Regions from separate parts of the Homo sapiens genome. Here all the other regions are linked to region 1. Evidence: chromatin contacts called from ENCODE Hi-C or POLR2A ChIA-PET data. All regions are on one chromosome and are shown on one strand. The core of a region is the stretch at or near the end of the contact, and the rest is flanking DNA. Distances in the headings are between cores, read along the strand shown.

Region 1 (2,700 bases), core at 118-2,617:
GCTTGTAATCCCAGCACTTTGGGAGGCCGAGGCGGGCGGATCATGAGGTCAGGAGATGGAGACCATCCTGGCTAACATGGTGAAACCCCGTCTCTACTAAAAATACAAAAAAATTAGCCAGGCGTGGTGGCGGGCGCCTGTAGTCCCAGCTACTCGGGAGGCTGAGGCAGAAGAAAGGCATGAACCCGGGAGGCGGAGCTTGTAGTGAGCCGAGATCCCGCCACTGCACTCCAGCCAAGACCGAGCGAGACTCCGTCTCAAAATAAATAAATAAATAATAAAAAGAAAAAAAGAAAATAGTAAACTTTTCCTCGCGTTTACATAAGTTAATACTTCGAGTGATAATGGGAAAATAACTTTTTTAAAAGGCAGTGCAATTGAGAAATGGAAAAGCATTTTCCCAACAGGTTTTGAGAAGCAGTTGACACAAAAGTCACTTTGAGAGCTCTGCGAAGAGCGACAGTCATTGTGTAACCTTAACTTGCAAAGTCATACTCAAAGCCAAAAATCAAGGTCCAGCTTATCAGCCACGGAGCCTGAGGCCATAAAGATGCTGGGCAGGAGCTCCACGCTGGGATAAGTGGGGTGGTTATTTCAAAATCGTCCCAAGTGACAAGCTCTAGGACGTGCTGTGCTTTAAAAAAAAAAAAAAAAAAAAGTCGCGGTGAAATTAACAGGGGCGAAAACTCTGCCCAGCGATCGCAGCATGAAGCTCTGCGCTCCCGAGACCATCGAGTGGCCAGGGCTGGGCGCTCCTTCAACAGCAGCGAAGGCAGCGGCGCCGGGGCAGCAGCCACCTCCCCCGCGGGCCGGCACCGCATTCCTGCCCGGTTCTATACTTAACCTCCGGCCAGCGCCCCGCCGTGCACCGTATTAGGCAATGCCAGGCGCGCAGGGCCCGGCCCCCCCGCCCGCTCCATTCAACCCCGGCGGTGGCCGCGGCGACAGCTCCCTTCCCCCACGGCCGCTGCCCGCACCCCCCGCGCCCCTTACACCCCGGCCCGCGCCCCCTGAACCCGGAACCTCCGCGGACCGCGGCGCGGGGAGGGCCCGAGGGTGCCCCGCGGCGCGCGTACCCCGCGGTCATGGCGATGTCGTAGAAGGTGAGCCAGGCGGTGGCCAAGACCCCCAGGCGCCTCCGCTCGCCGGGAGCCTCCCGGTCCTCGCCGGCCTCCGAGGCGCCGCCGTTGGTGCCGTCCTCGTCGCTGGACGCCATGGTGGCCGCGCACCTGGGGGACGTGGGAGACAGCGGCAGGAGCGTGGGAGGGGACCCTGCCCAGCCTGCAGCCCGAGAGCCGCTGCCCGCTGCCGCCGCTTCCGTCAGGCGCCCCATGTGCAGCGCGCAGGGGGCTCGGCGCAGCCAGCTCTACCGACCGCGAGGGGGAGGAGCGGACGCCCCCGGCCACCGCCCGTCACGCCCCCGCCCCGCCCCGCCCCTTGGGAGCGCGCGCCACTCGGGGGCCAGAACGCCTGGCCCTGGCACTGGGGATCCAGGACCCGCGAGCCCCGGCACGCTTTCCAGGCGGCGCTGTAGTTTCCGCTCCCGAGGAAAGTGCACCCGCCTCGCTAGCTGCGGGCGCCTCTTCATAGAGAGACGCCCAGACGCCTTGCGCCCTGGCGATGCGCACCCTGCGAGTGCATTTAGTGGGGACACAGGGAACGCACCTGAACTTGGCGTGGCTCTGCCCTGCCTGGCCTTTTGTAAGGCAGTTTCTCAATACGCAGGCAGGGAGCGGGATCTTCCCGCCACTCATTCTTTTCTTTTTAGAGATGCGGTCTCAGTCTGTCTCCTAGGCTGGAGGGCAGTGACGTGAACATAGCTCACTGCAATTTCGTGAGCTCAAGCAATCTTCCCACCTCTGCCTTCCAAAGTTCTGTGATTACAAGCCTGAGCCACAGCGCTGGGCCAAACATTCATTCATTCTTAAGAGCTTCTGGGGAAGAAACGCCTATTTCGCCCTGTTTCCCGTTTACTAGCGAGTCCAACAGGTCTTCCAACAGTGAGAAGACCGTCCCACTTGAGTGATTTTTTTTTCCTTTTTCATTTCTTATTTTTTTTTTTTTTTACAGTCTGGAGTGCAGTGTTGTGATCTCGGCTCACTGCAACCTCCGCCTCCCTGATTCAAGAGATTCTCCTGCCTCAGCCTCCCGAGTAGCTGGAACTACAGTCATGCACCACCACGCCCGGCTAATTTTTGTTATTTTTAGTAGAGACGGTTTCACCACGTTTGCCAGGCTGGTCCCGAACTCCTGGCCTCAAGTGATCCACCCGCCTTGGCTTCCCAAAGTGCTGGGATTACAGGCGTGAGCCACCGCACCCGGCCTCACTTGTGTGAATTTTACCGGAGCGTGTGTGTGTGTGTGTGTGTGTGTCTGTGTGTCTGTGTGTCTGTGTGTGTGTCTATTTACCAAGTGTCAGGCCTCTGAGCCCAAGCTAAGCCATTATATCCCCTGTGACCTGCACGTATACATCCAGATGGCCTAAAGTAACTGAAGAATCACTAAAGAAGTGTGGCCGGTTCCTGCCTTAACTGATGACATTACCTTTTGAAATTCCTTGCACCTACTGAAATACAACCCCCAAATTCCTGAATCCTCCCATTTTATTAGCTGTGTGAACTTGGACAACGTAACCTATCCATGCCTCAGTTTCCTTAGTGGAAATAATTTTTAAAAATCGTGAGCAGAGATCGCCCGTTG
Region 2 (2,700 bases), core at 194-2,693, 160 kb before region 1:
TCTTAACACCGGTGCCCTTTAAAGCATAGAAAAGAAAAAGCAAACCAACCAAATCCCTCCATAAAGACAGGCTGAGCTGCTTCTCTCCAAAGGTGGCGGGGTCGGGGGCGGGGGTGCTTTCAACACACCATTGTCGAGAGGAAAACTCAGCACCCGTTTTTCAAATGCAGCTGCTGGAGGATCCCCCTTGATTCAAAGACCATTCACATCCAGGCTTAGAGGGTTGAGGGAGTGTGAAGGGTGCCCCCCCCCAACCCCGCGCCCTCTTCAAACACACGCACACTCTTACACTCACTCGCGCCGTCCCAGCCTGCCTACTCCCAACGAGTCCAAGCCGGTGCAGCCGCGCCCCATGCCCGGCTCGCAGCTCCCGAGCCCCAGTCCGCCCGCGCTGGGCGCCGCTGTACCTGTTAGTGGCGCGCGGTACCGCGGTCGCCGGGCTCCGGAGCGTCCTCAGCGCTGCGGGGGTGCCGTGGGTGGCCTCCCTGCTTTCCTCCACCAGAATCCTGCACAGCCGGGGAGAAAACTTAAGTTGCTACACCCCGCCGGGAGCTGTTGGCTGAAAGGCTGGGAGTCGCGCTCCTTGCCTGGCAGGGAGATCTCGCACTCCCCGGCTCCCAGGCCAGGTCCCCAGCCCCAGAGTTGGAAGAGCCTTAGGGCGGGAAGGAAGAGACAGCAAGGACCAGAATGGGGAGCATGAGATCCTGATGCGGAACCCGACGGCAGGTCCCGCTCCACAGCTGCCTCGCCCACAGCGATGCGCGCTAGAGCCCCCGCAGCCCTGACCGGTCCCTCTGCTCCCCAGCCGCCGTCCACCGGTCGGAGGGTCGCCTCCCTGCGACCCCCTCCCCCACTCCACTCTCAGGCCGTCGCCGCCCGTGGGCTGCTCCCCGCCGCGGCCAAAAGTCTCCGCGCCCGAGGGGAAGCGATGGGCGGCTTGGGGGTCCGGGGGCGCCAGGCGGGGCGCGCGGCGCGGGGCGCGGCCGGCGGGTGGGTGGGTTACCTGGCGCGGCCGGGCGCGTCTGCCGGGCACCAGAGCAGGCGCAGCAGCAGCAGCAGCAGCAGGCTGGCGAGCAGGGCGAGCAGTGCGCCCCCCGGCCGCATCCTGAGCCACAGGCGCCGCCGCCACCGCTGCTGCCGGGGCGAAGCACAGCCCGGGCGGCCCCGACTCGCGGCTCCCGCCGCCGCCGCCACCGCCGCCGTGGCCGCAGCCCCGCGCACCCACAGCGTTCACAGGCGGCAGCGAGGGGCGCCCGCAGCCCACCCGGCAGAGTCTCCGCGGCGGGCGGAGAAGAAGCCGCGTTCGGGCTCGCCCCGGGCTCCCGGCCCCGGCCCGCGGAGCGCCGCGATCGGCTGGCAGATGACGATTCGCCGAGCTCGCCGCCTGTCCTCCCGGAGGCGCTCGGAGCTGCTGCGGGCTCCGGTCGCCGCTGCCACTGCTGCTGCCGCCGCCGCCGCGCGGGGTCACCTGAAGGTTGGGGCGCGGAAGCTCAACTCCGTGCTGATTGGGCTCCAAGTTTTCTGCGCCCTCGCCTCGTCCCGAGTGCCCGCGAATCCCCCGGACGCCCACGCAGACCACCCAGCCACACCACAACTCTGCCTGCGGAGAGAGGAGAGGAGAAAAAGGGGCCGCTTCAAAAACTTTCAAAACTGTGCAGTCGCTTGGCTGGATCCTCCCACGCATGAAGAAAGCTGGGGACTGGGGAATTGCTGGGTGGATCATGACACTGAACAGAAGCAGTAACCTGTGCTTACTTCAACCCAGATTCAGAGGGACAGCGAACTGGTATGAGGGGCTAGGAGACCTTTAGGCATGAGCACATTACTACCTGGAGACCCGTTTAGCCCCTGCCTGTATTTGCAAATAGTTTTATTGGAAAACCTCCATGCCCATGGCTTTGTATTATCAGTGACTGCATATGGCTGTATGATCTAGGGCTGCAAGGGCAGAATTGAGTAGTGATGACAGAGGTGGCATAGCCCACAGGGCCTAAAATATTTACCATTTGAAACTTTCCAGGAAAAGTTTGCATACTGCTCTTAAATAAGCAAGAGGCCATTAGCTTGAGGCTGTCTCTGTACGTTGAGTTCCCACCTAACAATGGAAACCTACATTAGGCTGTAATGAACAGGGGGCTACTGGCCAATCATGGGCAACCAACTCATTATACCAGGCCCCACAAGGCAGCCTGCATAGCTATAGCCAATCAGTTTCTCCACTGTGCTTCTGAGTTTGGCCTATCAGGCTTTGCTGCTCACACCATGGGGTGGACCTCACTGGACCTCCTCTGGTTGTGAGTGCTGCCCAATTCATGAACCCTTTGCTCGAATAAACTGTGCTAAATTTAATTTGTCTGATGTTTTTCTTTTAACACTGCTATGGGCTGAATGTTTGTGTCTCTACAAAATTCATATGTTGAAACCCAAATCCCCAATCTAATGTGGTGGTATCTGGAGGTGGGGCCTTTCATACCTGATTAGTTCATGGGGTGGAGGCTTCCTGGTGGAATTAGTTCCCTCATAAGAGCAGGCAGCGGGGAATTTGCCTCCTCTCTCTCTGCTCTGTGCAGTGTAAAGACACAGCACGAGGGCAGCTTTCTGCCAAGCAGGAAGAGGACCCTCACCAGAACCTGACCATGCTGGCACACTGATCTTGGGTTTCTTACCCTCCAGAACTGTGAAAAATAAATTTCTGTTCTT
Region 3 (2,700 bases), core at 186-2,685, 240 kb after region 1:
GCTTCGTGGAGAACCAAGCCATGAAAACAACAGACAGGAGGATTGTGTGGTGATGAAAGGCAAGGTAAGGCCACTTGAATGACTGATATTTATAATGAAAGTCACGGGGGATTTTTCCTTCTGTCCCAGTCAGTTACATATGTTTGTTTAGATTGTTTTTATTCTACATAAATTGGCATGGATCAAAGGTGAACCAAAATTCAGATTTGATTTCTTGAATCCCTCTCAACTGTCTAGCAAAGTCAAATTTTCAAGAGGATCACTGAAGCAATGGACAGAAACTTTTGGGTCAAGGATGAAATTCGCCTGTAATGAATACTCATATTGTTTCTATGGCACTATATATGTACATGGCCATATATATAGTGCCATATTATAATGGTGTATATATATATCCACCAAAGCTCTCATCTGACCAATTAAGCCATATATATGATTATGCATGTATATATAAAAAGTTATTATAAGCCATATATATGATTACAAGAGATGTAAAAAGAGATATATATGTATGTGTGTGTGTGTGTGTGTGTGTGTGTGTATATATATATATATGTAAAAAGAGATTGTAGCCCCGTATATATGTGAGAGATATATATACACCAAGTAGATGCAGATCTACTTACAGCTACGGTGGATTAGGTCTGGAAGCTGTACTTGGGGAGCTACATTCATTTTTTTCAGTTTACATGGAGCTGTCATATGAAATGATTGCTTTTATGATTGAAATATGACCTCAGTGATTGAAAAATGTTATCAAATTTATCTTTTATTAATAGATGGTAAACACAGTGATTAAGAGGCTGAGTTTTGCTGTGTGACTGACTCCTTTATTTGCAAAATGGGAATAAGAGCTGTACTTAGCTCACCTGTGGATATGAGGTTTTTTTTTTTGTTGTTGTTGTTGTTTGTTTGTTTGTTTTTTAAGACAGAGTCTTGCTCTGTCACCCAGGCTGCAGTGCAGTGGTGCAATCTCAGCTCATTGCAGTCTTGACCTCCTGGGTTCAGGCCTCCCAAATAGCTGTGACTAAAGGTGCGTGCCACCACGCCTGGCTAATTTTTTGTATTTTTGGTACAGATGGAGTTTTGCCATGTTGCCCAAGCTAGTCTTGAACTCCTAAGCTCAAGCGATCTGCCTGCCTCAGCCTCCCAAAGTGTTGAGGTTACAGGCGTGAGCCACTGTGCCAGGCCCAGGATATGAGTATTAAATAATGCATGTGTGGTACACAGTTCCCAGCCCATATTTATTGTTCAATAATTTTTGTCATTGTGGTTGTTTATTTTTGTCACTGTGGCTGTTATTTTTGTCATTGTGGTTGTTTTTATTGTGATGGATTGAAAGTTTAAGAACATATTAGGTGTTAACTATCCAAAGAGTAGACAGAAGAAACCAGAAAGCAGCATGCTTGGAGGAGGTGAAAGGTCAGTGTGGTTGAAATCATGAAGTCAGAGCCGGAAGGGTGGGTAGGAACTGAGGTTCAAGAAACATGAGTTGTCTCGGAGGGGTAAAACCAAAGTGGCAATTTATAAATGTTACTCTGGCTAAAGGCTTACGTGTCAGATTGCACTGGGCTGAGACCAACTAGGATATGAGGAGTTAAAGACAGACAATACAGAAAACATTTTATTTATTTATTTATTTATTGAGACAGAGTTTTGCTCTTGCTGCCCAGGCTGGAGTGCAATGGCACAATCTTGGCTCAATGCAACCTCTGCCTCGAGAGTTCAAGCGATTCTCCTGCCTCAGCCTCCCGAGTAGCTGAGATTACAAGCGTGCACCACCACATCCAGCTAACTTTTTTGTATTATTAGTAGAGACAGGGTTTCACCATGTTGGCCCGGCTAGTCTTGAACTCCTGACCTCAGGTGATCCACCCGCCTTGGCCTCCCAAAGTGCTGGGATTATAGGCGTGAGCCGCCGCGCTTGGCCCAGAAAACATTTTTTTCAAGATGTTTAGCAGCGAAGGGAAGGAAAGGAGAGGTCCTTTTAACATGAAATCTCAAAGGAAAAGAGAGGGGATAGAATCTGAAATAAAGTGGAAGGTTGAGCCTCAGATCCAGGGGAGCACTCATCAGTAGAAATAGGAAGAAGGCAGAAAAGATGACTGTGGTTTCATGATGCTTTCAAGTTGGTGTGTTGGGTGCAGGAGATTTTTCTGGATGGCGTATATGAACTTGATTAATTTGAAGACAGAGCTGACTGCAGGGATTGATGAAGACGCTGCATGCGGCCGGGCCCAGTGGCTCACGCCTGTGATCCCAGCACTTTGGGAGGCCGAGGCAGGCGGATCATGAGGTCGGGAGATCGAGACCATCCTGGCTAACACGGTGAAACCCCGTCTCTACTAAAAATATAAAAAATTAGCAGGGCGTGGTGGCAGGCGCCTGTAGTCCCAGCTACTCAGGAGGCTGAGGCAGGAAAATGGTGTGAACCTGGGAGGTGGAGCTTGCAGTGAGCCAAGATCAGAGCCACTGCACTCCAGCCTGGGCAACAGAGCGAGACTCCGTCTCAAAAAAAAAAAAAAAAAAAAAAAAAAGAGGCTGCATGCAAACCTCTTGCGAGCACCGTCATCCAAGGACTTACAGACATTTTTAATTTCTCCCTGGATTCCTCTAAACAATGGCTTGGACATCTCAGATATAAAATCATATTGCGGCTCCAATCACTTTTTACATGTTTGTAGCTAGAGTCAAAATTAC

What was found. Hi-C counts contacts between places; a loop is a spot of excess contacts on that map. ChIA-PET counts read pairs that join two places held with the same protein, here RNA polymerase II (POLR2A). Pooled maps may share reads with other maps.
Region 2: a pooled map shows a loop between it and region 1 (4-fold over the local background). The contact joins the promoter of ST8SIA6 here to the promoter of HACD1 in region 1. A Hi-C loop is called at or near these places in 1 of 168 maps with a recorded cell type or tissue (chondrocyte) and 5 of 50 pooled maps. POLR2A ChIA-PET finds 5 or more read pairs at or near these places in 6 of 52 experiments (A673, CD4-positive, alpha-beta T cell, HCT116 and 3 more).
Region 3: a loop to region 1 is called in a map of CD14-positive monocyte, with 8 times the contacts of the local background. The contact joins the enhancer-like site here to the promoter of HACD1 in region 1. A Hi-C loop is called at or near these places in 11 of 168 maps with a recorded cell type or tissue (CD14-positive monocyte, Caco-2, HCT116 and 8 more), 13 of 37 single-sample maps with no recorded cell type and 20 of 50 pooled maps. POLR2A ChIA-PET finds 5 or more read pairs at or near these places in 3 of 52 experiments (BJ, Caco-2 and HEK293T).

The regions. Positions count from the first base shown.
Region 1 is chr10:17,616,007-17,618,706 of GRCh38, forward strand. It overlaps HACD1 (3-hydroxyacyl-CoA dehydratase 1), which reads right to left and starts at 1,368. Exons shown (of 7, transcript NM_014241.4): 1 at 1,077-1,368. The coding sequence starts at 1,333. RefSeq lists a silencer at 909-1,568.
Region 2 is chr10:17,453,152-17,455,851 of GRCh38, forward strand. ST8SIA6 (ST8 alpha-N-acetyl-neuraminide alpha-2,8-sialyltransferase 6) reads right to left here and starts at 1,444. Exons shown (of 8, transcript NM_001004470.3): 1 at 1,004-1,444; 2 at 408-506. The coding sequence starts at 1,104.
Region 3 is chr10:17,853,061-17,855,760 of GRCh38, forward strand. MRC1 (mannose receptor C-type 1) reads left to right here. Exons shown (of 30, transcript NM_002438.4): 8 at 1-64. Among named protein-coding and RNA genes, the nearest start is that of MIR511, 9.3 kb to the left of the region's middle. Within about 2 kb of position 1,436, at least 2 of the 41 ENCODE cell types and tissues checked have a DNase peak (open chromatin) inside an H3K27ac peak, as active enhancers do.